Regions from separate parts of the Homo sapiens genome. Here all the other regions are linked to region 1. The links are chromatin loops, found by intact Hi-C in ENCODE. Cell type or tissue: A673. All regions are shown on one strand. Each heading gives the region's core, and the rest is flanking DNA. Links, peaks and the distances in the headings are about the cores only. Region 1 overlaps CDK14 (cyclin dependent kinase 14). Region 2 overlaps CDK14 (cyclin dependent kinase 14). Region 3 has its middle 14 kb from the start of PTTG1IP2. Region 4 overlaps CDK14 (cyclin dependent kinase 14).

The links. Peaks named below come from ENCODE experiments on the same cell type or tissue, not always from the same donor. Only the 100,000 strongest peaks of a DNase experiment are listed, where the experiment ranks them.
Region 2: it touches region 1 in a loop (4-fold over the local background); 11 of 110 quality-filtered maps call a loop at or near these places.
Region 3: a loop joins it to region 1, with 12 times the contacts of the local background. A loop is called at or near these places in 68 of 110 quality-filtered maps.
Region 4: it touches region 1 in a loop (7-fold over the local background); 2 of 110 quality-filtered maps call a loop at or near these places.

The regions. Positions count from the first base shown.
Region 1 is chr7:91,030,264-91,037,982 of GRCh38, reverse strand. All of the region lies in intron 10 of CDK14 (cyclin dependent kinase 14), which reads right to left. Among named protein-coding and RNA genes, the nearest start is that of FZD1, 230 kb to the left of the region's middle. RefSeq lists an enhancer at 5,743-6,277. In A673, for the core only: a CTCF peak has its summit at 3,305 (motif pointing right); a DNase peak (open chromatin) is centred at 3,342; H3K27ac peaks cover 1,580 bases.
Region 2 is chr7:90,618,570-90,626,288 of GRCh38, reverse strand. The region is part of intron 2 of CDK14 (cyclin dependent kinase 14); the gene reads right to left. Among named protein-coding and RNA genes, the nearest start is that of CDK14, 26 kb to the right of the region's middle. In A673, for the core only: no CTCF peak of the experiment used is centred there; DNase peaks (open chromatin) are centred at 3,488, 4,388 and 4,808; H3K4me3 peaks cover 548 bases; H3K27ac peaks cover 4,932 bases.
Region 3 is chr7:90,451,701-90,459,419 of GRCh38, reverse strand. No RefSeq gene overlaps it. Among named protein-coding and RNA genes, the nearest start is that of PTTG1IP2, 14 kb to the left of the region's middle. In A673, for the core only: CTCF peaks have their summits at 3,614 and 3,820 (motif pointing left); a DNase peak (open chromatin) is centred at 3,789; H3K27ac peaks cover 701 bases.
Region 4 is chr7:90,774,439-90,782,157 of GRCh38, reverse strand. The region is part of intron 4 of CDK14 (cyclin dependent kinase 14); the gene reads right to left. Among named protein-coding and RNA genes, the nearest start is that of CDK14, 180 kb to the right of the region's middle. RefSeq lists an enhancer at 4,987-5,046. In A673, for the core only: no CTCF peak of the experiment used is centred there; a DNase peak (open chromatin) is centred at 3,447; H3K27ac peaks cover 4,168 bases.

The DNA.
Region 1 (7,719 bases), core at 997-5,996:
CCCAGTATTGCTGTAGCTTTCATTTCACTAAGGGAACTGGAGAATACCTGGATTTCCTGTGAAAGTACCTTAATCCTATGACCTAATTCAAATTTCTACAAAAAATTACTTAATTCAAATTTAAAACAAAAACTAAATAAGATGGGTCAAACAAAACTTGTCAACATCCTGAATTCAGAGAAGAGCGTCTGGGCAGTAACCTTTGCTCTTCCAGCATATGTCGATTTTAGCCAGGCATCAAGAAAATAAGCTATCCTTTATTGATATCATGTGTGCAATATCAGGTTTATAACCAGTTTACTGACAAACTGGTTGTTCAAGGTTGCACAGCTAGAAAGTGGGGCAGCTGGAATCCTGTATCAGGTTGGTGTGACTAGAGAGACCATGCTTTGAAGAGCTATACTATCTGCTTCTAGGAGAAGCTGGCTGAGAAATGTGGCTCAGATGTTGTTAAACAATTCATATCCACCTGACCACACCCTAGAAGGAGGTTTTGAGTATCAGAATGAGGTTTTTTTCATGCTCTCTCTCCCTCACATTCAACACACACATGCGCGCGCACACATACACATGCACATACATACGTGTATGTCTATAAGACATGTGATGCAGGTGTACATGTATATTCTGTATAATGTTAGGTATCATCCTCTTCAGGATTTTTATCAGTTACTTGAAGGAAGACAGAAGGGATGTCTTACATTTTTCAGATGACGTGAAATAGAAGGGATGTGTAGTATTCTGATGGCTGAACCAGGATTCAAAAATATTTAATAAGGCATGAACAACTGGCTGAACCTAACACCAGGAAAATGTGATAGCTATAAACATAAAGTCCAGTACTTAGATTCTATTAATTGATCGTTCAAGATGGGAACAGGTGGCATGCAGCAAGCTGCATAAAAAAAGACTTGTGGTTTTTAGCTGAATAAAAACTTCTATAAGATCACCTACTAGAAGTCAAAAGAGATTAGGAGGGTTGACTCTAAGCTCACCCCTGTGATTCCCACCTCCTGCTGTTCACAACCTTCGCCTTCAGTGTGGGTGGGAGCAGGAACTTCTAACCAACAGAATATGGCAAAAGTGATGAGATATCACTTCTGAGATTACAACTGGCCCTTGAACAATGCAGGGGTTGGGGCACCAACCCCATGCACAGTCAAAAATTCCCATAAAACTCTTGGCTCTCCCAAAACTTAACTACTAATAGCCTACTGTTGAACAGAAGTCTTACCAACTATATATATGTTATATTTATTATATACTATATCCTTACAATAAAGTAAGCTAGAAAAAAAGAATATTAGGAAAATCAAGAGGAAGAAAAATGTAGTTACTAATTATTAAGTGGAAGTGAAACATAAAGGTCTTCATCTTTATCTTCATGTTGAGTAGGCTGAGGAGGAGGAAGAGGGCTTGGTCCTGCTATCTCAAGGGGGGCAGATGTGGAAGACATGGAGGTGACAGAAGGGGAGGCAGGAGAGACAGGCACATTTGGTATAACTTTAATTGAAAAAAAATCCACATCTAAGTGGACTTGTGAATTCCAAAGTTGTGTTGTTCACAGGTCAACTGTATATTGTGTACAATGATAACAGCCATTGTGCTAGTGGACTTGCTCCCTTGCTGGCTTTGAGGAAGCAAGCAGCCACGTTGGGAAGGCCTGAAGGCAAGGAACTGGGGGTGGCTTCAGCCAACAGCCAGCAAGAACCTGAGTCCTTAGTTCCACAGCCTGCAAGAAACTGAGTGTTGCCAAGAACCACATGAGCTCCAGCCGACCCTCATGTCAGACTGCTGCCCCAGCTGATACCTTGATTACAGCCTTTTAAGACCATGAAGCAGCTGGGCGCAGTGGCTCACGCCTATAATCCCAGCACTTTGGGAGGCCGAGGCGGGTGGATCACGAGGTCAGGAGATCGAGACCATCCTGGCTAACAAGGTGAAACCCCGTCTCTACTAAAAATACAAAAAATTAGCCGGGTGCGGTGGCAGGCGCCTGTAGTCCCAGCTACTCGGGAGGCTGAGGCAGGAGAATGGCGTGAACCCGGGAAGCAGAGCTTGCAGTGAGCCGAGATTGCGCCACTGCAGTCCGCAGTCCGGCCTGGGCGACAGAGCGAGACTCCGTCTCAAAAAAAAAAAAAAAAAAAAAGACCATGAAGCAGAGGGCCTAGCTAAGTCATGCCAGGAATCCCAACCCACAGAAACTGAGAGATGATAAATGTGCCTTAGTCACTACATTTTTGTTAATGTTATGCAGCAATAAACAATTCATACAGATGTAATCATTTAATCATATGATATACTAGTCAGAACACATCTGGATTGCTGTGCCAGTACCAGATGCTACATGTGACAAGGGACAAAAATAAACGGTCCTCTGTGGAGTGTATTCAGAAAGGTTGGGGGTGGGGGGAGGGGTGTGCCCCATGTCCCATTGGGCTGACTGGAAATGCTGTTGAGAAAAAAATGTTTTGGGATATCGCTTTGAATAGATTAAGTGCTACATTGTGAATGGGAGACTGACTTATGCGGAGCCACATGACAACAAGGACCAATGGGGTAAAGATATTGATATACAGCAAAGAAGGGCATTCTAACGATAAAAGCTGTGTAAAATGGAATCAGCACCTTTATGAGGTTTAGGCAGAATTAAGGTTGCATTTTGCATTCAGACAAAATAAGGATCAAATTCTGCCTCCATAGACACAGTGCACTAGTTTAATCCTGAGGTAATATACAACAGAGTCTGGGTGACAAGATGAGGTCACACAGATGCCCATATATTTACTTTTGTTTTTATGTGGCTGCAATTACAGCTTAGAGGGTAGACAGGGAGAAGTGGGTTGATAAGGAAGGGTATAATTAGATGAAGGAGGGCAGAGAAGTTAGTCATGAAAGCTTTCCTTCCCCACTTTCTACAGTGTCAATGCTAATTATTTTGCAGGGAACCAGCACAATCACATGGCTAACAGAATATTTTTCTGGTAGCCAGATAAGCTATCAATGTGTGTGTGTGTGTGTGTGTGTGTGTGTGTGTATGTGTATGTGTGTGTGTGTGTACACAGGTGTGAGTTTATCTATTTACATATATATAGTTCCTTTCTTCCATCATTCCCTAGGCCTTACCTAAACTACCACTAGGTAAGAGATTAGAGTATTCTGAATGTTCATTTTTGGCAGTAACATACAGGCTTGATGTGGGATTAGAAAATCTTCCTTAAAATACTATGATTCTGGGTTGTGTTTTGCGGAGCAGCAGAATCTGTAGTGAGGTTCTGTAGAGAAGTGAACTCTACCTGGTAAAGACAGCAGGGGGAGCCACTGGACTGAGAAAATGAAAAGCTGCCAGGGCTTCAGAAAGCAGCTTCAATATTTAATCAGCTGCTTGGCTGCAGGTGATGGATTGAAGGAGAGGGTGTTTCCAAAATATTATGTAGAGTTTTCAACATTGCAAAGGTTTATATAGGAAGCAACACACACACAGAAAAACAGCTCTTAGGGGTTTTTAAAAAATGAGTTCAATTCACCTGCTAGAAGGTTACTGTCTCATTTAGTGGTGCTTGGCTGGACACAGGAATCATCTAAGGAATATTTTAAAATACTGATTAAAAAAAAAGAAAAAGAAAAAAGTGCGAATGACTGTGACCTATCCCCTAAATTCCTATTTAACTGGTCCAAGGTGCAGCAAGATATGCAGAATTTTCTAAACCTCCTCAGTGATTCTAACATCAGCCCGGTTGGGACCACTGTCTGGCCCAATTTAACTAGACAGTCTCTCAGAGGCTGCAGCACTTAGTTATACAGTTCAGAGATTTTTTTAAAAAAAGTTTTCAGCCTGTATACAGAAGGTCACAAAAGATTGGTGGATGAATGAACACAACAAGCAGGTGGCTGCTAAAGAAAGTCGAGGATAACAAATAAATAAATCTAAAATTACTCCAGAAAATGCTCTTAGTGCCTGGAAAATTCTGCAGTGAAAGTAGCACATTTCAAATGTTTTTCCCCAACTAAATTTTCATGCTTTTCCCTCTCCCTGTTCTCCTACTGTTTTTATATTCCCTGTCTCTCTAAACCCTGATTCCCTTATGGATTTCACTCTCATCTCAACAACTTTTCTCTCTTTTCAGACTGAGTGATGTTATTGTGACACAGCTTCAGACTCAGTCCCCAACTGTGCACTGTGGGAGCCACAGCAGTGGAAATGTACGTGCACGTGCAGCAGCCCAAGGGTGGAAGCTGCAGAGGCTGGAGGGAGGTGATGTTGCCAAGCAAATGCAGCAGAACCAGCCTGACTGCCTGAAACTGTGCCTCAAAATAGGGAAAAACAGGGAGAAACCTGTAAGCAGGAGCACTAGATGCTACAGCCCTGCTGCTCAAAGTGTGGTCCATGAACTAGCAGCATCACCACCACCTGCAGAAGCTCAGGTCCCACTCCCTGCTGAATCAGAATCTACAGCTCATGAAGAACCCCAGGTGGTTTACAAGCATACTGAAGTTTGAGAAGTACTGCTTTAAAAGATGCATTCTAATTGGACTTTTCGACCTAAAAAGCACGAATAGAGGAGAGGAAGTTATGGTCACAGGTCCACCTTCATCTGGAGTGCCTATGTAAGATTATTCTTTAAAATAGCATTTGTAAAGGAAGGGTTGAGGGCAATTTCAAGTTCTGTGGTGTCAGGAGCTACCACTGATGATAAAGACTGCATGGAAAACTGGCTTGGCACTCTGCAAGTCACAGCTCACCTCTAGGCACCTGCTCTTCTACCTTTAACAGCCTTATAGATTAGGTAGCTCCAAGAGGTTTTGAATCATTTCTGGAAGCTGGCAGGACATAATAATAAAAATGCTCAATTCATCCACGATGCTTTTACTTCAGCTGCAAACTTGAGGCCAATGAAAATCCTCACGCGTATGTCAAAATGATACATAGGCATGCCCAAATTGCTCACCATCTTGTTGTTCTGTAATGTGTGCTGATTGTCAACCTTTACCCTGAAAAATGTAGTGCTTTAAAATTTTAATTTAAATATTCATTTCAGTTACATCAAAATTAAATACGACAAAGTTATTGAATTGATTCAGAACACTTCAAAAGCTTGACATCCTCAATTGTGTTTTAGAAAATTATATTATCTTCAAAAATATGTTAATATGAATGTATTGATTTCCCGTGACTGCTGTAACAACACAAACTTGGTGGCTTAAAACGAGAAATGTGCTCTCTCACAGTTCTGGAGCCTGAAGCCAAACTTGTTTTCAATGGGCTGAAACTAAGATGTTAGTAGGGCCTTGTCCCCTCTGGGGGGTTTAGGGGAGAAGCAGTTTCTTGCCTCCTCCAGCTTCTGGTGGGTGCTGGCATTACTTGGCTTGTGGATGCATCACTCCAATTTCTGCCTCCCTCTTCACACTGCTTTCTCTTCTGTGTCAAATCTCCTTCTGCCTCTCTTTTATAAGAACATCAATGACTGAACTTATGGCTTACCTGGATACTCAACGATAATTACCCCATTTCACGACCCTCAACTTAATCCCACCTGCAAAGACCCATTTTTCCAAATAAGGTTGGATTATAGGTTCCAGGTGTAAGGACTTACTATCTTTGGGTATCCATTATTTAACCTACTACAGAGTAAAATTACCATTTACAAGATATTATTTGTAAATGATACTCAACAAGGATAGTTTATACATATAAGGTATATGAAGTAAACAGAAAAATCTGGGGAAATATGTCTAGTTACAGGAATAACAACTTCTCATAAGCTGGTTTACTATTTGCAATTTTACACCTATTATTTTATGAGTGTGCATCAACCCAACGAAATAGGACATAATAATGAAAGCTAAGAGGGGACCCTGCCTAGGTGCCCTGGAAGAGAAGAACAGAACCAGGATGCAACCTGGATGTATGACCCTTTATGAGGTGCCCTTCCCCCTGCTGTCTGGTAAAAGACTACTAATAGGACTGTTAATTCATCTCGATTGACTCACAAAGAGAGGCTTATGTATGCAAGGCCGGCAAAGACTGACAGACGGAAGGTGAGTGCTCAACTGGGTGACCTCACTAGCTAAATGACTCCTTTTCTCCCAGCAGGTGCTGCTGTGCTTCTGCTGACCTACTGGACATACTTTGTTTGGTTTCAAAGTCAAGGAGCGACATTCCCATATGGATATTTCCTATGAAAACCAAGTTTGTGATTTATTCTTATTTCATCCTGGAAAATGTAACAGTGTTTATCCTTAACTAAGGAGAAAAGAACATGTTTGTTATTTTTTTCTTGCTTTGAACCTGATGCAGGGAATTTTATTTTAATTAACTTAATAAGGACCCATGAACTCACTACGTCATTTAACAACAATCCACATCTAATCGTTTGGCTAAGGCCCCATGCAATCTCCTGACCTCCCCCAAGTGAAGTAAGCTCCATCCTGAATCATGTTCATTATTCTCTACATTTCTTTTTTAGGTAACTTTGTTGTCCTTATAACAATTATAAAATAATATTAATTATTTTAAATTTTACATACAAGATATAATGCTGTATCTAATATTTTGGGATTTTTTTTTCACTTAACATTACATTGCTAAGATTCGTCCAAACTCCTGTATGACGATTATCGAAAGGGAATATTATTCATCTGCTTGCCTACTGATGAGCATTTGCATTGTTTATGGGTTTCTGCTCATGATACAGAAAGGAAAATCACATCATGCAAAAATAGCAAGTAAAGCCTAGCAGCAATCATCTTATTGTCCCTTTACCACTATAAAATTCCACAGTGCAAAAACAAAATATTGGCACCTAAAATGGAGTTGTGTTCCAACAGATTCAGAGCTGTTTGAGACTCACAATATATTTCCCCGAAGAAACAATTCTCTACATGGTGGTTAGTCCACTGGCTGATGCACAGAAGGCTGCTTAATTCATAATAAACCAAAAAGGACGACAGAGCCAAACCATTCTGGTACAACAGCCTTCCTGATGAAAATGCACCCACCAGGGAAATCACAGCACTCCTATAGAAGCAGACCAGGCAGCAGGACAAGGCTCCTGTTTTCTTTTCCTGAAGTCTCACCTAGCCTTAGCCAGAGGCAGCAACTCCAGCCAAGGGAGGGAACAGGCTGGCCTGAGGCTTCTAGGCCCAGGGAGATACTGGGAGGGAGACTCTGAGGCCAAGAACTGAAAGGGAACGGTGACTTAGAAGAAGTGACAAGAACTCTAGTGGAAGGAGTGAGGGATGGTCAAAAAGTGAATAGTTTCCTCTGCATTTTTAGCACTGGTCAGTGGGGATCAACAGCAAGGTGGGGTCAGGAGGCAGCCGCAGGGTGCCTCTACCAGGTGACAGGCTTGCATTTTCTTTCTCTTCTTCACAGTCTTACCTCCTCTTTCACAGGGGCACCTACTTGCACTTAGGATGGGGCATTTGAGAGGCAGAATATGGGGCTCTTGGAAGAGGTGGAGAATACTGAAAGGAGGTGCCACCTCCTCTGTGTTTTTGTGTCTGCAGTGGTTGGGAGGGAGAGCAGGATGGAGCCTCTGGGTGCTATGCCCACAGTAACTATTGCTCTCTAAGGACTGGTCCTATATTGGGAATATGTAGGTCAGAGCCTGTATACTGAAAGAAAATGCATACATTTACCTGTTCTAAAAAAAGACGCTGCTATTTTTAGGGCTTTGAATGAGGTATGCAGGAATGTGTGAGTTACAACTAAACCTC
Region 2 (7,719 bases), core at 1,755-6,754, 410 kb after region 1:
GAACTGATAAAAACTGAGGTGCAATCACAGTGATGACCAGTTCTCTCACAGCCTAGGAATGTAGGGGTGGAAAAGATAAACAAATTCCACTGACAATAGCCAATAATTTCCTGGTCTAAGGCATTCAAATAACTAAACCTTCCCGCCTCTAAGTAAATGGGAAAGTAAAACCACAATCCCAATACTCGCCTCAGATCAAGAATGGTGCTACCAGTGGAAGTCACAGAAAGATTGTATTGATTTGCAGAGGTATAACTATAAATTAAAATTAACTCATAGTTCTTCTTCCATAGTACAAAGAAAAATGGAAAAGCTCCCATGGAATTAAAAAGTAGATTCAGAAATCATTGTTTAAATAGCAAGACCTCCACACACAGTGTTAAAACATCTCCAATAATGGAAAATGGTGCTGGGTCAGATTCAGTTTGGGAATAAGACTACGAGTACGAAGAAAAGCAAAGTAGCTAAAGCCATCTCCAATCTAGGCAGATTCCTCTCATTCCTGGCCGGGGGAACAATCCCATCACTTAGGAAATCTGGACCTCTGCCAGCCTGCTGCTTCTGTAGCATGCTGGGGGATGGGTGAGGAGGGTTTGGAAATGTCTGGGCAGCTGGCTTTTATCACAAAGCCTTCTCTCTTAGAAAGGCCTATAATGAATTTCCTAGACATGATATAACACAATATTTTAAGTGATTAATAGTGCAAAAATATTACATTTAAAATACTACATTTAAAAAATGAATGTCCAAGGTATAAGAGATCAATAATTACACAAATTAAATGTGATGCAAATATTAAAATAAATGTATTTTAGTGGTTTTTGAATTGCTTTCATTAGGCTTAACTTCAAAACATCTAAATAGGAGAGGAAGAAACTAACCAACTGAAAGCTTAATGTACATGGCAGGTACTACCGTAACTTATTCCACTTAAAAATAACCTTTTTTAAAGACAGAGTCTCGCTATGTTGCCCAGGCTGGAGGGCAGTGAAGCCATTGCAGCTCACTTCGGCCTTGCACTCCTGGACTCAAGCCATCCCACTGCCTCAGCCTTCTGAGTAGCTAGGACAATGGGCATGTGTCACCACGCCTGGCCAGGTTTTTTTTTATTTTTTAGAACTGGGGTCTTGTTATATTGCCCAGGCTTGTCTCAAGCAGTCCTCCTTCCTTGATCTCCCGAAGCACTGAGATTATGAGCCACTGTGCCCAGACACAATTAACTTTTAGTAGAGAATTTACTATGAGCCATTCGCCGTTTTAAGTGTTTTACACGTTTTGAAACTGTTGTGATCCTATCAACTCTATGAGCTAAGTATTATTAGCATCCTCCTGTTCGAGATGAGGAAGCTGAGGCATCGAGATGTTAAGCTTCACATAGCCAAGGAGTGTTGGAGCCTGGATATGACTGACTACAGGTTTATGACACCAAGCAGCTGGTTCCAGCATCCTGACTTATCGCCCTATAATATATGAGACTGCCTCACAGCCTTCACTCGCAGATGAGGACGCTGAAGCTCAGGGAGATTAAGCAACTGTCTGTTCATGGTAACAAAGCTACTAAGTGGTGGAGCAGAGTTTCAAATCCATATCTAATGCTAAATCCTTCTCATAAGCAGCTTCCTGTTATCACCAAACCTCTGCTCCAGTTTGTAATACTGTCAGAAATATCTCATTTTCTCCTATTCTCAGGGGATGGTTGCTAGCCACTTCTCTCTCTTTCCTCTTAGCCAAACTGCCAGTACTGCCTCCACAGTTTGAGCTGTTGGCTCTTGAGGTACCTAAAGAATACAAAATAGGATTTATGTTTCTCACTGCTATGTAAACTTAAGCATTCAGGTCCATAAATCTAGAACACAGAAACACAGAATATAGAGAACAAAATGCGTTTGTCTGAATAGAAAATTAGAAAGTGACTCATTATTTGTCATTAATGTTATGAAATAGAAGAAATAACTACCTTTTCGAAATCCACATTGCTAGGGTTTCTAGGTCACATACCTCCCCTAATCTGATGCTGAATGCAATGTCTTTAAATCCTGACCTTTTCAGGAGAAGCAGAATAAGGGGGTGAGGGTGAGAGGGCAGGAAACCTGGGTCCCAGACAAAGCTCCACTGTGAGAACAGAAGACTGTGGCCTGGGGAACAGCACTTACCTTCCCTGAGTACAATTTCCACCTCTACAAAACAGAGATGAAACTACATGTCCACTCCTTCACAGGGCTGTTTTGTTGCAAAAATTCACTGAAATATCATATGAAATTGTTTTGTAAACTATGAAGCCCTACAAAATATGTATTATAAATATGCAATGACACTCCTGCCTAATCTTAGCAAGCATGAAAAGGGGTTTCAGGGCTTCTGATGATGACAAAGAGGAAGACAGCAGTCTGTGCCTCTAATCCCACACACCCAGTAACCCAACCTTCCAGATGAAATCTTCACTGGACTTTCAGGTTCAGGAGCTGTGTTTTAAAACAACAGTGAGAGATAATAAGCACTGATTTAAATAAAAGGCTTGAAAACTCCAGGAAGGCATTATCACCACTGTAACTGCCATCCTAATCAAACCTCTGAGGGATGGCTCAGGATGCTCAAGGGGAAAGTTAATTGCTAGACTTTCTGATCAAGTGTGAGACGGTGAAAATTTTACCTTAAAATCACTGAAAAAAAACCTGATATTCACAATACTTACATATTCTACTTTTTAATAAATTGAAAAAGAAAACTTAAAAAAACAACTAATACCTTAAAATCTAATATTCAGAACACTTCAGGTTTTCCTTTTCAGTTGTGCTTTTTTTCCTTCCTTCTTTCCCACTATTGCCATGCCAGTATCCCAGTCTGCCATCAACCCTGCCAAAGAGATGCATATATACAGAGAAAAGCCCTTTAAAGAAAGCAAAGTAACTATAAAGATATCAAAATTCAACTAAAGAAACAGCTGCCCATTTCTTAAAATAAAAGATGTCTAATTATTGGTATTCATGTGGTCAGCCTACACCCCCAGAAGGGCACAGATCCACTCTTTCAGTCACAGCAGAAATCCTTTTAAGCCATTTGACATCCTGCACTGTGCAGTTTTAGACCTACGTATATGTCTGGGTTAGAGGAAAAACACATGATCACAAACTCTATAAAGAAAAAAGATTACGGAAGACAAAGACAACAAAAATTTTAAAATAAATAAAAAGAATTTTTAAAAATATATATATAATACGAGAAAGCCAGTGAGCTGACAAATGGCATGCTATTACATTAATAATGGAAACTATGAATATTCATTACACAATTGTCATAAATAGAAGGACGGAAAACCAGAGAGTGCAGATGGAGCAAAAACTCAGAGTGCTAAAAAAAAAAAAAAAGAAAAAAAAAGAAAGAAAACACATGCAGTCTCAGACAATATTTTTTAAGTAGGATCCCTGGGTGGAAACTTTGATCTGAGATAAGATGGGACAGTAAAGAAAGAATTTCCTTATACAAGGTAAATAAACAGTATAAACTACCCAGAATGACAGGAAGAGCTTTCAGTAAAAACACAGTCAGGGTAGTCTTCGCTTAGGATGTTTTGGAAAAAGGATAATCTAGCTCCCAAATCACAAATAAGGTTAGTAGATATTGCTTCACCCTTCCACACTCCCACTACCCACTTAGAGAAGGGACCACCCCAGATAAAAATCCAATGCACTAATGTGCAATCTCAAATGCTTTTAATTTTTATATATCTTGGGAATGAAGAAGAAAACCAAAAATATGAATAGGATTAACCCCAAAACATGTGCTCAGGGATCACAACTTTTATGCCCAATTGCATGCTGAGGACTTCAGAGAAAGATCACCGCGTTAGATTGACAGTTTTTCTACTAATAAAAGTTTCAAGAAAAGTACAGAAAACTCATAAGCTCAAGATGATAATGCATACATTTACTAAGCAAAAACATTACCACACAGACAGTCATTTATTTTTTTAAATGTGCACAGAATATTCCAAATTGTAGTTTCCAAACAACAGGGATAAAAAGATGCAGGCACTAAATTATTGACAACACTCAACATCTGACCGGTACTTTTTAATTAGCTAAGAAAGACTCCAACTCCTTAAGGCAAATGCCACAGGATTAATAGTAAATACCTGCTCTAAGCAGGAAAATCCATTTGCTTGCAGCACTTCCATTGTACTTCGTTTCTCAATTAGTCCCACAGCCTAAGGCTACCCTAATACACTTTTAGCATTAATTTGCAACTTAAAAGTTACACAATTCAAGTAAATGTAACCCAATCATCATCAAATGCAAGCAACTTTCAATGTTCCCTTTCAAAGGCCAACAATCCAGCAGGTCTCTCCAGCTGCTACTTAAACTGGCGTGAGGGCCGTGTCTGGGTCACCTCCACTTCTGGAGCTTCACTAGCCCTGTGACCCTGTGCTAGTTGCTTAACTTCTCTAAACTTCCGTTTCCCCATCTGTAAAAATAGAAATAATAGTGCCAACATTACTGGGAAAATTAAATAAGGTCCATACAGAAAAAACATTTAAGATAAATCCCATCCCCATGAATAAACAGTTGGTGAATTCCTGTGGCAAAGGAAGGAAGGAAGGAAGGCAGGAAGGCAGGAAGGCAGGAAGGAAGGAAGGAAGGAAGGAAGGAAGGAAGGAAGGAAGGAAGGAAGGAAGGAAAAAAAGTCTGAATTATGGGAACAAATTCACCTAAAAGACTCCAAAAGTATTATCTGTTTATTCTCTCAAGCAACTTTTATTCAGCACCTACTAGGTGCAAAGGACTGTTCTGAAAGAATGAGATTCAGAGAGAGGTAGAAATGCTGTCTCTGCCCTCAGGAACCTTACACAGTCTTGCAGGGGGAAGAGAGTATTTTAAGGATGTGAACATCTGCTCAAACAACAGGTCCCAAGACTGTGATGTCTACAATGGAGAAAATGCCCCAGTTACTCAACACATGAACACAAGACACATGGAGTAGAGACAAAGGGGCTTCCCCTGCCAGACAATAAACATGAGCCAGTACAAATGCAGGCAAACAAGAAAGGGAACCAAGAAGAATCAGAAAACCTCTGGCGAGGCACCAACCCAAAAACGAGGAGGTACAGGGAGATTTTCCCTCCCTCTGTATCTGGGGTAATCATCATAGACCTCTGGAAATCCTGTGACCAGATGCACACTGTAGATGTGACATATGTGAACGCTGTTTCCTTCTAAAACATGAGTTAGTAGTGCTCACATATGCAGAGCTCCTGACTGTCTTGTGGGATGCAAACTCCCATCCACCAAAAACCACCTGGCATACAAACCCCACCAGTGGACATTCCTTTTCTGCCAGATCCAGTAACACGTGGTCATAGCAAGGCCACTGTGATGGGCAGAAGTGGGGCAACAAAAGGAGGAAGCCTAAATTTGGACTTTACAGACTCAGTTTCCCCCTCTTTAAAATGTGGAGGTTCCTAAAATTAGACTGCTGGTGTTCCCATCATAAAGCCAGGAGTCTCCATGTGCCCCTCAGCTTGTGCCCACAGATGTGAGGACTCATGTGGAGGATGGCCCAAATGTCACGTGCAGCACCACACTGCATGTGCCAATGCTTTGAGAGGCACAGCCCAGCTCTATGAAACGGTGGTGCCTGCTCCGTGCCAAGACCCTTTACAGGAATTACAAGCATTATTTCATTAATTCTTACAACTTTGCCAGGTGGAGAGGGTTACCTCTGTTGTACAGATAAGGAAAAGGAGACTACTAGATGGCCTCACACAGATTATAAATAGGGATACGGGGACAAGCTGGAAGATGGGTGAAGGAGATTCCAGCGCTCTTGCACTTTCCACTCACACCCAGATTCTGAGGTTGTTCAGGTGGAGAAGCGTCACTCACCGCCGTCTGGAGAGCACAGAGTTTCAGCTAGAGACAGCATTGTCATTGCCCCTGACATGCCAGTGCCAATCAATCGATCCACCAAAAATAAAAGAAATCTCAAAGAAAAATACCCAGCCCAGTCAACTGAGTTAATAATTAGATAATTAATTTGATAAGTTAATAATTTGTTGAGTTAATAATTCCTGTGGCTTGTCTGTGCCTTGCTGATCCTTGAAGTGGTAGATGTCCCACTGAAAGCTCATAAATATTTCTCAGGTTGCCAACTAGACAAAAATACTATACATTGATACATCATCTTGTAGGACATGTATTACAGAAACATTTAATATACATACTTGTAACAGCAAGGGGATGTCAACTAGATCATGAATAAAGAGTCATATCTCTCTGTATTTGTTTTTGTTGTTGTTGTTTCGAGAGTCTTGCTCTGTCACCCAGGCTGGAGTACAGGGTCACAATCTCGGCTCACTACAACCTCTGCCTCCTGGGTTCAAGCGATTCTCCTGCCTCAGCCTCCCAAGTAGCTGGGACTACGGGCTTGGGCCACCACACCAGCTAACTTTTGTATTTTTTAGTAGAGACAGGGTTTTGCCATGTTGGCCAGGCTGATTTCAAACTCCTGGCCTCAAGCAATGCGCCCACCTCGTCCTCCCAAAATGCTGGGATTACAGGTGTGAGCCACCGCACCCAGTTCTTTTTTTCCTTCAGTATCAATTTTTACATTCCCCAAAACAGCCTTCAAATAATTAAACATAACGGTCAGTTCTCTCACACAGCAAGCTTTAAAAAACCAACAGAAATTACGATACAATGTACCTGAAGACCTTGGTTATTAAATATTTATAGAAGTTAAAATAATCAGTATTTTATGTTCATTAAAATTTTTAATAGTGAAAAAATACTCATCTGAGGCCTAAAGAAAAATAACAGCTTTCATCTAGAAAGTTGCAGGTATCAAGAGACAAAAAAACTGTAAATATCATTTTATGGAACACTGGAAAGAGATTTTCAAATGTAATCTTTGAGTTTTCAGGCTGTATCTTTTATTTAAATGTCCAGTTTCCTTAAACCCCTACATATGTGTCAATTGTGTTATTTGAAATGGGCTTAAAAGCACTAGAGATGTTAAATATCATTCAATCAATATTGTGCAGTAGACACAGAAAAACAGGGAAAAATTGCCTTAGCTTCATTTCTTTCCCTTCCTTTACCCTCAAGATAAACGTAATATTGAAGTGACAGAAACAGATGTTACAACTGGGATCCACGCATCACACTCACCGCCACCAGTCTGAGAAGTGAAATACCCAATGGAGGTGGAAACAAGTTAGAGGCTCTCAAATGTATGTTAAATGCTTCCCAAACAAACAGTGGGAAGGGCTGGCAAATACATTCATTTTAAAAGTAAATATTAACTTAATGAGCTTGGTGACCGGAAAACTGATTCTGCTCTCTTGAGATTTTTACTTCCCTGCTCCTTCTCATCAAAAAGCAAAAGAAAAAGACACAATAAGGCACAAATTCTCCTACTTCTGAGTCCAAATGGTATCAGAAAAGAATCTAAAATCACTCTTTCTGTATGTGTCCTCAAATCTTTCCAACTCAACTGATGGTAAAAAGGAAAGATAAAGTACATCAAACAATGTAAATACTTGCAGAACTAGTCCATTAAATGCAGTGGGGATCATCAGAAAAGCCAAGTCTTTTTTTAGGAGCCATAATTCTGTGCTCTAATAGCAGAAGACGGCCAATCATTATAAAACATCTCTAACTCCTGCCTGAGACTTCCCCCTTCATCTTCCCTTGCCTGCACCAGTTGCACATCAAAAAAGTATTA
Region 3 (7,719 bases), core at 1,208-6,207, 580 kb after region 1:
AAGGATCCTAAAAGTAGCAAGAGAAAAGAAACAAATGACCTACAATGGAGCTCCAATACGCTTGACAACAGACTTTTCTAAGTCGAAACTTTCTCAGTGGAAACCTTACAGGCCAGGAGAGATTGGCATGACATATTTAGTTAGTTAGTTAGTTAGTTAGTTAGTTAGTTAGTTAGTTAGTTAGTTGAGACGGAGTCTTGCTCTGTCGCCCAGACCAGAGTGCAGTGGTGCGAACTCTGCTCACTGCAAACTCCGCCTCCTGGGTTCACGCCATTCTCCTGCCTTAGCCTCCCAAGTAGCTGGGACTACAGGCGCCGGCCACCACGCCGGGCTAATTTTTTTCTGTATTTTTTTTTTTTTTTTTAGTAGAGACGGGGTTTCACCGTGTTAGTCAGGATGGTCTCGATTTCCTGACCTCGTGATCCGCCGGCCTCTGCCTCCCAAAATGCTGGGATTACAGGCGTGAGCCACCACGCCCGGCTGACATATTTAACGTACTAAAGGAAAATAACCTTTTATCCTAGAATAGTATATACAGTGAAAATATCCTTCAAACATGAAGGAGAAATAAAGACTTTCTAAGACAAACAAAAGCTGAGGGATTTCATCAATACCAGACCTGTCCTACAAGAAATGCTAAAGGGAGTAGTACTTCAATCAGAAAGAAAGGACATTAATAAGCAACACATAATCACCTGAAGATACAAAACTCACTGGTAAAATAAGAACACAGAAAAACACAGAATATCATAACACTGTAACTGTGGTGTGTAAACTACTCTTATCCCAAGTAGGAAGACTAAATGATGAACCAATAAAAAAAAAAAAAAACTGCAACACTTCAAGATATAGTCAATACAATAAGATATAAATAGAAACAACAAAAAGTTAAAAAGCAGGGGGATAAAGTTAAGGTGTAGAGATTTTATCAGTGTTCTTTTTGCTTGTTTATTTACGCAAACAGTGTAAAGTTGTTATCAGATTAAAACAAAGGGTTATAAGATAGAATTTGCAAGCCTCGTGGTAACCTCAAACCAAAAAGCATACAATGGATACACAAAAAACAAAATTGCTCTTGTCAAGGACATTAATGACCTCCATGTGCTAACCTCAGTGTAGCACATGGAGATCAAATCTCAGCCATCATCTTCCTTGACTTATTAACACCATCTGGTGCAATTTATCATACCATCTTCCTTGATATCTTTTTCACTTGGCTTCCAGTTCACCATGCTCTCTTAAATTTCCTCCTACTTCTCTGGTTGCTCCTACTCAGTCTTGTTTTTTGGATGCTCCTTTTCTCCAAGAACTGTTACTATTGGCGTGACCCCGACTGAATCCTTGATTTTCTTTTCTAAGTACATTCATTATCTTGGTAATCTCAATTAATAGCATGGCTGTAAATACCATCCACGTGCTGCTCACTCCCAAATTTATATTTTTAGCTTGAACCTCACTCCTAATATCCAGTCAAACATATCAGAATGCCTATTCAACATATGCAAATAGATGGCAACAAACATCTCAATACTTTTGAAAGTTATGATCTTTTCTTTAATCCATTTTCTTATCCTTCTTGTTTCCCAGTTTAAAACTCTTGAAGTCATCCTTGATTCCTTTAATTCTCTGAAACTCCACATATAGTTCATTAGTAAATCACCTCTACCTTCGAATTAGCAAACTTCTACCTCCTCTTCTGTTACTGCAATTGTGCCCCAACTGGTCTCCTTGCTCCCACCCTTGCCCTTCCTTCTTCTCACTGCTTATTGGTAATACAGCAGCCAGTAATTATTTTAAAATGAAAGACCTGGTAACACCTCTATTTGGAAGCTTCCATTTCACTCAGAGTAATACCCAAACTCCTTACAAAAGACTTAGCCTGAGTGACCTGACACCTCCTCCACCTTGTGCCTCTGTCATCATCTACTATTACTCTCCTCTTCTTTCATTAGGCTACAGCCTTGCTGGAATCTTTGCTGTCTCTCTGATACACCAGGCATGCTGTCACCCTAGGGCCTTTACAGTGTTTATTCCCTCTCCTGGACCACACTTTTTTCAGACAGCCCCTCGGCTACCTCTTTTACCTTCAAGTCTTTGTTCAAATGCCATCTTCTCAATGAGACCTAATCTGAATGACGTTAGAGAATATTGCAACCTGTACCTCCTCACACCAGCATCTCCAATTCCCTTGGCATGCTCTGTTGCCCTAAGGCATTGAATTGTCTCCTAAAATACTGTATAACATACTCATTATGTTATTGCTTTTTGTTTTTTTCTTTCTCCTGTCCAGTAGAATTTCAGCTCCATGAGATAGGGGTTTTTGCCTCTTTTGTTCACTGAGGTAACCTAAGCATTAGACAGTGCCTAGCACACAGTAGGTGCTCAATACATATGTTTTAGGTCAGGCACTGTGGCTCATGCCTGTAATCCCAGCACTTTGGGAGACTGAGGCAGGCGGGTCGCTTGAGTCCAGGAGTTCGAGACCAGCCTGGGCAACATGGCAAAACCCTGTCTCTACAAAAAATACATAAAAATTAGCCAGGCGTGGTGGTGGGTACCCATAGTCCCAACTGCTTGGGGGGCTGAGGAGGGAGGATTGCTTGAGCCCGGGAGGCCGAGGTTGCAGTGAGCCGAGATCACAATGCTGCACTCCAGCCTGGGTGACAGAGTGGGACCCTGTCTCAGAAAAACTAAAACTAAAACCCAACCATATGTGTCAATTGAATTTTTATCCCCAAATCATTTATCACCTTAATTCTGGTCTAATATTCCAAGTTCTTTCAGAAGTCTCTACTTGAATGTCCTTAAGACAACTCAAACTCAGTATGCCCCAAGTCAGACTCATTTTCCCCATCAAATTCGTTCTTTCCCCTGTTTTCCTAATTGGATTCATAGCATCGATAACCATCCAGTCAGCTATGGGAGACGCCACCAGGGTCATTCCGCATTTTCAGTTTTGGAACAAGTTCCTAGCCCTCTCCTAATGCTAATAAGCATTTGATATTAATACTGAGCCTTTAGCCACACATGCAAATACTATGTTTTTCATTGCTTTAGTCACTTAGTCTCTTGGGGATTACTGTCCACGGGTTTGTGTATTGGTCTGCTAGGGGTGCTATAACAAAATCCCACAGATTGGGTGGCTTTAACAACAGAAATTTATTTTTCACAAATTTACTTCTCTGGAGGCTAAAAGTCCAAGATCAAATTGCTGGCAGGGTTGGTTTCTCCTGAGGTTTCTCTCCTTGGCTCACAGAGGGCCACCTTTTTGCTGTGTCCTCACGTGGTCTTTCTTCTGTGCACATATACTCCCGTTGTCTTTTCCTCTTCCCATAAGGACACCAGTTCTATTGGGTTAGGGCCCCATTCTTGTGACTTCATTTAACCTTAATTAACTCCTCAAAGCCCTATCTCCAAATATAGCCACATTAGGGATTAGTCCATCAATAAATGAATTTTGAGAGGACAAAATTCAGTCCATAACAATTAGACACAATGCTTTTCTGTCCCTTTAAAATTATTCCTGTTTTCAAAAGTTCATTCTTTGTGCATATGCAAACTTTGTTCTTTTCTTTCTATTTTCCATCTGTTTTGAATAATCTCTATTCTTGGCTTTATCATAAACAAATGTATGCCTGCTAAAATAGCTTTTCCCAATACTCTTACTGTTTTGCATTTATCAGGTGTGGATGGAGTTAATATTTGTAAAACATTTTCTAAAAATAGAGAAAAGCAGCTAACAGAGTCAAGAACGGAACACTTCATGGCCCCAAATAACCAACTATGACTACTAATGCCATCTGTTGGCAGCAACAGAAATTGCATGTTTTTTATCTGGATAGTAGCTTTGTTCAGATCTATCACGATCTACGTGCTGAAAATTTGAAGGTAAAGAAATCCCTGTATTCTCTTCCTTTACCTTCCATATTCCTGTCTGTGACAGTAAGCAGCCCAGCAGGAAGGTTAATTGAAGAGAATTCAATGAAGGGACTAAATACAGAGGTGTGTCAAGAGTAACAATAACCAAGGACGGTGAAGCACCCAGTGACTAACAACGAAGAGAAGCTATTACCATCCCTGCAACTGAAGAGACAGAGCAGGGAATGGAAGGGCTGAAATCAGAGAGAACTGAAGGATTGCCCAAAAGAAGCTGTGGTCATAAGGTAAAGGAAACATAGTTTGGCTGAGCGAGTAGGGGGAATAAATACCCAAATCTTTCTCTTCTCCTACTATCTATTCTCCCAAAGTCAGAGGAGCAAAGAAACTCAGATAATGCAATCTGTAGGTCGACGTAGGGCAGAGAAGGATGGAGAATGAATTTGGAGGGTTAGCCAGTGTCTTGATCTGTTTTGTACTGCTATAGTGAAATACCTGAGGCTAGGTAATTTATAATGAACAGAAATTTATTTGGCTCACAGTTCTGGGGGCTAGAAAGTCCAAGGTTAAGGGCCTTCTTGCTGCATCGTCCCGTGGTAGAAGGCAGAAGGGGAAGAAAGCACACATGTGAGAGAAGAAAGGGAGCCAAACTCCTTTTTATTAGGAACCTACTCCCATGATAACTAACCGACTCCCTAGATAATGGCATTAATCCATTCATAAGGGCAGACCCCTCATGACCTAATCACCTCTTAAAGGTCCCACCTCTCAACATTGTTGCATTGGGAATTAAATTTCCAACACATAACTTTGGGGGACATGACGAAATCATAGCAGCTAGTGAATAGTTAGCATAACTTCCCTTCACAAAATGAATTGTCCTCTCTTCTATTTTATGTACAGATTGAGTTCTTAAATGTCTCATCCATGGTTGTAAGTATTCCAACACAAAAAAATGTACTTAAGAGGAACTAATAAATACATATTTTTGAATAAATAAATGAATACTCATTATTTATCTCCATGACTTAAAATTTTGCTGGAGGAAAAAATGGCAACTGTACTCTATTTTATGTTATGCCTTATGCCCAATGAATTCCATCGAAATTCAATACATTAAATTCCAATCCTGAATACAATAAATACAACAATAAAGCAAACAAGATCATTTTTCCTGATTCCTGGCTATATGTTTATATGAGAAACAAATTTAAATAATAAGAGAAAAATCCCCACAGTTTGCCTTTTAAAAATAAAATTTGAAGTATATTTTAAGAATAATAATAGCTCACTTATCTTTTCTTTCAGCGTTAAAAGTTCTTACAAAGGCTTTAAATGAAAGTGAAGAGTTATGTTTATCTTCAAAAGTAGTACTAAAGTCAACACTGAAAGCCCTTGAATGTAGTCCAACAGTTGAACTTTAATAAACAAACAGCCTGTTGAAGGCAGGCAGATTAAAAGTCTCCAGTATACTACAGTTTAATTAGCAAGTACTGTTACAGCCAGGGTCTATACCTCCTTCCCCCAGACACAGAGAAATTATGTTTATGATGACTGGTGTTCCTTTGTTCTGACCATTATAACTGTCAATCACTAAACTGTGGAAGTTGTCTGATATGACATTTAAGACAAACATACAAGTATACTCATCAACTGCAGTCTAATTACTACAGTTGGCTTAATGACAGGGTTGCATCAATTTTTTAGTAGTACTATCAGTCTTGAAATCCTAAAGCAGATAGTCTAGCAGATCTCCAAATGTCATATTCTCTTGTATATTTCCAACTTGGGGAAAGAGAGCATGATGACTCAAGATTGTTTCCTTGGTATTTTGTTGTTATGGAAAAAGGAGCATTTATAATCTATTAGACATTTTTGAGGGCACAAATAACATGAAAATGATATTTCAGTGAAAAATGTACATTTTGCTTGGTTATTATTGCTAAGTGCATTGTTCAGCAAATGTTCTGCTGTATTGAGTTTCAGGCATCACTTGAATTATATTATGGTGAGATTTGTGATTAAGGTAAGCTAACTCAAAATGACAAGCCAAGGGCTTTTAAAACCCACATTTCAATGAAATCTGGCAGCACAAAAACAGCTGCTCTAAGTCTGCTCTTCTAATATTTCAAAGGAAGAATAGCAATGGATTTCTGATACCATATGTGCCAACTGCAGAAATTCTAGAACAGCCTGAGAGACCATGGGTGAAAGGTCACCCTCTGCCTTATACAGATGGCATGTTTAATTATTAAAGAGCAATTTTAATCATTTAATCATTTCAGACCTTGAAATGAAAGGTCTTCTCGGGTATCTCGAAGCTTGTTGCAACCTAAACTCTGCTGTCAAACTTCTAGGGAGCCAGAAAGTAACATATGTGATTTCATATCCTAACTTGATTTACATTCTCACGTGAGTTGAATTTGTTTTACAGGCTGTCGAAAACATTTCTTGGAAAAAAAAAGTTGAAGGTCATGTCTTTAGCAGAGAATTTAAAGTTAAATCTAAATCCAGACTGAAGTCAGTCTTGAATTCCTCAGGAGGATGGCCCTTTCTTTCAGCAGAATTGTTTGTAGTTCTGTTGAAAATTTCATATCTAGCCTCAAAAATATTTTCAGAAATAGTCTCTATAGCTTTTTCCACTATTAAAAATAAACAACACTAGCAAGGTGTCTGGTATGTAATGTTCAATAAATGTTAGGCCCTCCTCTCCTCCCTTCACCAAATGCATGCATGCATGCATGCATTCACGTGCAAACACTGGAATTCATGTTTATGTGATTTTGCAAGAACAAGTGGAATGAAATCAAGGATAGCTCAACCATTCTTTAAAATCAAAATCCAATACAAAGTTTTGAATTCATATTTTTTAGATGAAGAAAATAATATAACTGAGCTAATAATAATAAAAAATATTGAGCAAGTGACATCAGCAACATGGCAGAATAGGACTTTCTAGTGCTTGTCCCTCCATAGAAACATCAATTAGAATAGCTACCCATGCACAAAAATACCTTCACAGGAGATGAAGGTTAACAGACAAAACTACTAAAAAATAATAATAGCTATAATTATTTCTTAAGGGATACAAATATAAAAAGATGTACATTGTGACACTAAAAACAAAATGTGGATGATGTGGGGTAAAAGTATAGAGTTTCTGTATGCAATCAAAGTTAAATTATCAGCTTAAAATAGACTGTTATAACTATAAAATATTTTATGTAAGCCTCATGGTAACAATAAAGCAAAACCCTACAGTAGATACATAAAAGACAAAAAGCAAGGAATCAGGCTGGGCATGGTGGCTCGTGCCTGTAATCCCAGCACTTTGGGAGGCCGAGGCAGGCAGATCACTTGAGGTCAGGAGTGCAAGACAAGCCTGGCCAACATGGTAAAACCCCATCTCTACTAAAAATACAAAAGTTATCCAGACATGGTAGTGCACACCTGTAATCCCAGCTACTCAGGAGGCCGAGGCAGGAGAATTGGTTGAACCTGGGAGGCAGAGGTTTCAGTGAGCCGAGATCATGCCACCGCACTCCAACCTGGGCGACAAAGCGAAACCGTGTCTCAAAAACAACAACAACAAAGGAATCAAAGTATGCCATAGAGAAAAATCACCTAATCACAAAGTAAGACAGCAAGAGACATACAAGCACCTAAATATAGAAAGCAAATATTGATAGTTGTAAAGGGAGACATAGGCAATAATACAATAATAGTAGTGGACTTCAATAACCCACTTTTGACAATGGGCAGATCATCCAGATGGAAAAAAATATGGAAACATGACTTAAACAACACTTTAGACCAAATGGACCTAATAGACATAAACAGAAC
Region 4 (7,719 bases), core at 1,384-6,383, 260 kb after region 1:
CCTAGGAATCCAACTTACAAGGGATGTGAAGGACCTCTTCAAGGAGAACTACAAACCACTGCTCAATGAAATAAAAGAGGATACAAACAAATGGAAGAATATTCCATGCTCATGGGTAAGAAGAATCAATATCGTGAAAATGGCCATACTGCCCAAGGTAATTTATAGATTCAATACCATTCCCATCAAGCTACCAATGACTTTCTGCACAGAATTGGAAAAAACTACTTTAAAGTTCATATGGAACCAAAAAAGAGCCCGCATCACCAAGTCAATCCTAAGACAAAAGAACAAAGCTGGAGGCATCATGCTACCTGACTTCAAACTACACTACAAGGCTACAGTAACCAAAACAGCATGGTACTGGTACCAAAACAGAGATATAGATCAATGGAACAGAACAGAGCCCTCAGAAATAATGCCGCATATCTACAACTATCTGATCTTTGACAAACCTGAGAAAAACAAGCAATGGGGAAAGGATTCCCTATTTAATACATGGTGCTGGGAAAACTGGCTAGCCACATGTAGAAAGCTGAAACTGGATCCTTTCCTTACACCTTATACAAAAATTAATTCAAGATGGATTAAAGACTTACATGTTAGACCTCAAACCATAAAAACCCTAGAAGAAAACCTAGGCATTACCATTCAGGACATAGGCATGGGCAAGGACTTCATGTCTAAAACACCAAAAGCAATGGCAACAAAAGACAAAATTGACAAATGGGATCTAATTAAACTAAAGAGCTTCTGCACAGCAAAAGAAACTACCATCAGAGTGAACAGGCAACCCATAAAATGGGAGAAAATTTTCGCAACCTACTCATCTGACAAAGGGCTAATATCCAGAATCTACAATGAACTCAAACAAATTTATAAGAAAAAAACGAACAACCCCATCAAAAAGTGGGCGAAGGACATGAACAGACACTTCTCAAAAGAAGACATTTATGCAGCCAAAAAACACATGAAAAAATGCTCACTATCACTGGCTATCAGAGAAATGCAAATCAAAACCACAAATCAAAACCACAATGAGATACCATCTCACACCAGTTAGAATGGCGATCATTAAAAAGTCAGGAAACAACAGGTGCTGGAGAGGATGTGGGGAAATAGGAACACTTTTACACTGCTGGTGGGACTGTAAACTAGTTCAACCATTGTGGAAGTCAGTGTGGCGATTCCTCAGGGATCTAGAACTAGAAATACCATTTGACCCAGCCATCCCATTACTGGGTATATACCCAAAGGATTATAAATCATGCTACTATAAAGACACATGCACACGTATGTTTATTGCGGCACTATTCACAATAGCAAAGACTTGGAACCAACCCAAATGTCCAACAATGATAGACTGGATTAAGAAAATGTGGCACATATACACCATGGAATACTATGGAGCCATATAAAATGATGAGTTCATGTTCTTTGTAGGGACATGGATGAAATTGGAAATCATCATTCTCATTAACTATCGCAAGAACAAAAAACCAAACACCGTATTGAACAATGAGAACACATGGACACAGGAAGGGGAACATCACACTCTGGGGAATGTTGTGGGGTGGGGGGAGGGGGGAGGGATAGCTTTAGGAGATATACCTAATACTAAATGACGAGTTAATGGGTGCAGCATACCAACATGGCACATGTATACATATGTAACTAACCTGCACATTGTGCACATGTACCCTAAAACTTAAAGTATAATAATAATAAAATAAAATAAAAATAAAAATAAATAAATAAATTTATAAGTTTTAAAATGAAATAAAAAACCTAATTGGTCATTTTGGAGGGTATTACAGAATCATTTCATTACTTTAAAACTTTCTAAATACAGAATATATCAAACATTTTCCTTCCCTTTCATACCCTTTCATATACACTGTACCTCAGTATAATTAAATATTGTAGTTGATTTGAGGAAGTTTCTCTATAGATGCACTGCATGTAACAAATGAAGACGGAAAGACAGAATTTGAATATCACCATTTTGCTAACCATAATCACTTAGTAGATTATCAACAGTTAGATTCTGACCAAGTCTAAATCTAACTACTTATTTAAAAGGCATAAGGGAACAAGTTAAATAACACCATTAGGAAACAATAAGGAAAATCCAGACTTCTAAAGCTCTATAGGAGAAATTAATCTGTTTCTTCAACAAATCAACTTCAAGGGGAAAAAAGGCATGGTAGGGGTAACCCATGGACTAAAAGATTGACATGTAACTGCAATTCATTGCAATGTATAGACTCAATTTTTCTGGATTCAAACAAAGTGTATTTTAATACTGTATAGTTGATATTAAGGAACATTTAACTTTTTACATGTTATCATATAGTATTGTCATGTGTTTTAAAACACAATGCTTATCTTTCAAAAAATAAATCTAATATAAAGTAATATAAGGTCCGGGGTTTTCTTTCAAAATAATTGCAGGGAATGAATATAGATGAAATATGATCAGTCATGAGTTGCCCATGTTTGAAGATGGGTGATGGCTTCATGGAAGTTTATGACTATGCTCTCTACTAGTTATTTTCTATAATAAGTTCTTTTTTAAAGAATACAATATGCATTGGTATAAATGTGATAAGGGAAAATCTCAGCACGCTATATAAAAGAAATAGGGAGGCTGGGGCAGGAAGATCACTTCTGACCAGGGGTTTGAGACATGCCTGGGCCACACAGCAAAATCCCTTCTCCCTACAAAAATTTAAAAAATAGTTGAGCATGGTGGCACGTGCCTGTAGTCCCAGCTACTTAGGATGCTGAGGTCGGGGAACCACTAGAGCCCAAGAGTTCAAGGTTATAGCAAGCTATGATTGTACCACGCACTTCAGCCTAGGCAACACAGCATGCACATCTTTTTATATTTTTTTCTTTTTTTGAGACGGAGTCTCACCCTGTTGCCCAGGCTGGAGTACAATGGCGCAATCTCGGCTCACTGCAACCTCTGCCTCCTGGGTTCAAGCAATTCTCCTGCCTCAGCCTCCCGAGTAACTGAGATTACAGGTATGCACCACCACGCCCAGCTAATTTTTTGTATCTGTAGTAGAGACGGGGTTTCACCATGTTGGCCAGGCTGGTCTCGAACACCTGAACTCACTATGATCCACCCCTCGGCCTACCAAAGTGCTGGGATTACAGACGTGAGCCACCGTGTCCAGTTGCCCATGTCTTAAAAAAGAGAAAAGAAGAGAGAAAGAAAAGAAAGAGAGAAAAGAGAGAGGAGAGAGAAAAGAAGGAAGGAAGGAAGGAAGGAAGGAAGGAAGGAAGGAAGGAAGGAAGGAAGGTCGGTCAATTTTTACATTCCACAGGAAAGGATTAAGCTGAAAAAAGGAAGATAAAAGAATAAACCAAGAACATTCCAGGCAGATGGAACAACCTGCACAAAAGCTCAGAGGGTGAGAATGTGATGTGTTAAACAAAAATAAAGAAGAGAAGGAGGAAGGGAAAGAAAAAATGGGGGAAGAAGGATAGAGCTAGTGAGGTGTGGGTGGAAGAGCTAGAGAGGACAGGAGCCAGATCACGAAGGGCCTTCTGGGCTGCATAAAGGACTGATACAAAAAACACTGAAAGATCTTAAGAAGGGTAACAGCATGATTAACTTCTGTGTCTGCAGCTCACTCGCTATGGTGTGGAGAATTCCTGCAGGAGCACACAGTGGGAGCCGGAAGGGCAGTCAGAAAGCTGTTGTGGGGCTCTGGGTGAAACTTGGTGGCTATTCTCACCAGGGTACTGGTAAGAGCAATGGGAAAAAAGGAAAATGGTATTTTGAAGACAGAACAAACAGGCTGTTAGGATAAACTGAATTGGGATACGGAAATTATAAAGGATGACTCCATTACTTCCTGATTTTAGCATCTAAGTGGATGTAGGTATCATTTACTGAAATGAGTGAAATTAAAGGATGAAAGATTTAGACAAAATGTATCAAGAGTTCTGTTTGGGAAAAAGATCTTAGTCTGGGAACATCCAACTGGAGACATAAAGGAAGCATTGGTATTTATGAGTCTGGATCTCAGTAGAAAAATCTAGGCCAGACATATAAATTTATGAGTTACTTGGGGGACTGCAAGAGACAGCCAGTTTTCTGTTAAAGCAGAAGTAAACACTCAGAGAAGAGGTAGAAAATATGTAGGAATTTCCTGATCAGAGAATGATGTTCTATATCTAGAACACATGGAAAGAGCCTAAAGGATGGAGGAAAGGGACAGTGTGGGGCACACATTAAGAAACATGATACTTGCAAATGGTTAAAAACAAAAGGGAAGAAGAAATATGAGGGTGCAGTCTGAGGCATAGTGGATGATCAGGGAGTTTTTTTACTTTGGATAGTGCCTGGGATATGACACAGTGATGTGAGGCACAGAGGATTCCATCCTGGCAGTCTCTTGGAAGCAGTGGAATAGAGGCTACTGTTTTGGCTGCTGCTCGGCACAGCTGCCCCTATGTGCACTAGGCAAAGCATGGAGAGGGATGGGCCGAGCTTTTGCAGCTGCACAGATGACAAGGTACAGGTCCTCAACCTTGGCTACATATCAGAATCACCAGAGGAGATTTGAAACAACAATGCCTAGCTCTGCCCCTGATTTAACTGGTGTGGGGTAAAGTCCTAGCATCTGTATTTGTAAAAACACCCGCAGTGATTCTAACGTGCAACCAGGACTGAAAATCATTGTGTTAAACCTTCAGGTTCCAACACCAGCTTCTCACTGCCTCTCTTCCTTTGCCTGGTCTCTCCAAAACTGAAGTCGCCTTTTTACTATAAACATTCAAAAGTTTTTCAACTATTTTGAGTGTCCTCATAGTTGAAAGCTCAGTGGTAAACAAATGAGCCAAGTCCTTACCACGTAAAAGAGATACTGAAACAGCACCTTACTGGAAAACTTACTACTCTCAGGTATAGCTGAACAGCCTGTTTTAGATCCACCACCAGCAACAGCACATCATCCAACTGCCTATGATCCTCTTATCTACCAGAACATAACTGGGAACATTTAGCAACATTTTTAAAATAAGCAGATATATAATAGCTACAGTGTTCTGCAAGTCTACTAGCTTAAAAATCTGATCCAAACAAGGAATTAAGGTTATTTAAGTATGACTTTTTTTTTTTTTTTAACTAACTTCGTGTCACTATTTTGCTTTCTAATTGTTGAGAAACCATCGGAACAGTATTTTCATTAGAGAAGGGGGAACAAGAAGAGCGTGCAAGGGGAATGTCACACCATTTCCTTCGGTTCTGGTTCATAGATTTATCGTCTTCTGTAAAGGTTTGGACATCTCAAGACTGCTAATGCCTCTCCAATTTTTCATAGATCCTCAAAGATCACGGACAGTGATGAAACAGTTTCAACTCCAAATTTCTTTAAAATTCTGTGCAACAGTCATCTCAAGTCTTCAATCAGAACTCCAAAGAGAACCAAAGTACTATCAAATGTCCTAAGACATTTGTTAATTTAATTCACATCTACATTTGTTCTGCACTTTCATGCCTGAAACTAACTCTCCCTGGAAACAATGATATCAGGAGGTGAGTGCTTGCACTTCTTCTGTGACCTTTCTATCCCCATGACCCCTGTGTGTGTGAACTTTAAAGCCGAGCTCACACTCGGTTTCTAATTCTTCCACTTCTCTCATTGAGATGACTTGTGCTTATCTGCTTTGATGTTTGATTGTTCGGTTTTGAGAGACTTTAATCATCCATTTTAATACATTAACCTTCTGGAGTTTTAGGGCTATGGGTTGTATACTTCTCAGGACTTTGAAGAGAAATACTTCCTAGATGCAAGGAATTGTTCCAGGTGGAGCAAGAAATAACATGCATACAGCCCTTGAGGAGATTACCAGCTAACAGAGAAGACAGGAAAGTACCAAGCAACCAAAATGAATGATGAAAGAAGGAAAAATTCTAAACAAAAGTAAGGCAAAGTTATCAAGGACCAGGAATGGAAGAACTCCAAACACATCAAAAGAAGGCAAAGCACAGGAAAAATCTCCAAGTCATCCACAGAGGTAAAAAGTAGTTGTTTACACATACTCTTGAAATTACTAGAGAAGGGCCGTGTTTGATGAGATGGGATAGTTTCATAAAAAATAAGTAAATGTAGATCCTTATGAGTTTTTCAGATTGATTTTTCACACATACTGAGATTTGAAACCTACTATGTTAATTAGTTCTCTATGAGTTTTTATACATAAACATAATACCCACATGTACCATATAATGCCACATGTACCATATAATACCCACATACACTGAAAACTATGAAGAAAGGAATTCTGTGAAGGCAAACAAACACCAAATAACAAAAACTAAGAAGGAAGAAAAGGGGAAGGAGGAAGCCAGGTAGGAGAAGGGTGGGGGGGAGAAAGAGGAGGAGGAAGAGGAGAAGGAGAAGAGGAGGAGAGGAGAGGAGGAGGAGAAGGAAAAGGAGAGGAGGAGGAGAAGGAAAATGAGAAGAGGAGGAGGAGAAAGGGGGAGGGGAAGGGGGAGGGGAAGGGGGAGGGGGAGGAGGAGGTATTTTCGTTTTTCTCTGGTCCTACTTTCAAGCACACTTGTCTGGAGAAACACATTACTGAGGTCTTTGAAAAACCTGTATTTCACATTTCTAGAGAAATCAAATTTTCTCATTCTGAGGTCAAGTTGCCATTTCAAATAGATTTTTATCTGTAGTAGCTTTTTTTTCCCACAGAAACTGTTTTAGAAAAGCAGAAAAGAAATGGATATACTTCTTGATATTATCACTTTTCCTCAATCTTTGATTACTTATTAAACTCTTGCTAATTCTTACATACTACATATCATACTGTATCTAAAAATCAAAGTCAAACCCATTCATTCCTAATCTTCTGTTTTAAAAGCCATATACAGCATCGCGATGAGAATGAATCATTGCATGAGCTAGGATTAAAGAAAAGCAGATAAATCAGATGCTCAACTTTACAGCATTTCAAGCCTCTTGGTCCAAAGATGTGTTTAAAGCATTCTGTTTCTGTTTCTTGAGCAGAGTCATAAATGCCCCCTCTTTCTCTAACAGAGGCATACACACCCAGGATCACACAAGAAAAGTCAAGTTTCCACTCTCATGAAAAAAGCATCTCCAAAGCAGTGAAATGAGATGCACCAAAAAAATCACATCACTGATTCACCACCATGAGGCTCTGAGGAGTCCCCAAGTACTACTCATTGCCAAATAGTATTAACTAGAGATTTTGCATGTCGCATTCAAAAATAGTCATATGAAATTAAGTGAAGCTTAGAACAGCAGGAGAAACAATTAAAACAGCCCTCGAGGGTCATTAAGGCAGGGGTATTCAGAGTTCAGACTCTTCTCCACCCATTCTAATAGAGACCAAAACACACATACACACCCCTGAAGTTTAAGTTATAACCACAATTTTAAGCGAGTATTTTCTTTTTCTGGTTGCCTGCAAAGGCCCTTGGAGAATAAAGAAAGAAAATTTCACAGTAGCCTGGTGAAAGTAATAGAGAGATATTAAGACAAGAGGATTATGAGTGATTTTTATTTTCCCCAATAAAAATGTATTACTTGCATACTTATAGGAAATGTTACCATTGAATATATTCAAAATGAAATTAAAAATAATATCAAGAAAAGCCAAAATTATTTACTTTAAGGCTTTTATGACAAAAAAGGATTAGAGAACAATGCTATATGGCATCACTGATTACCT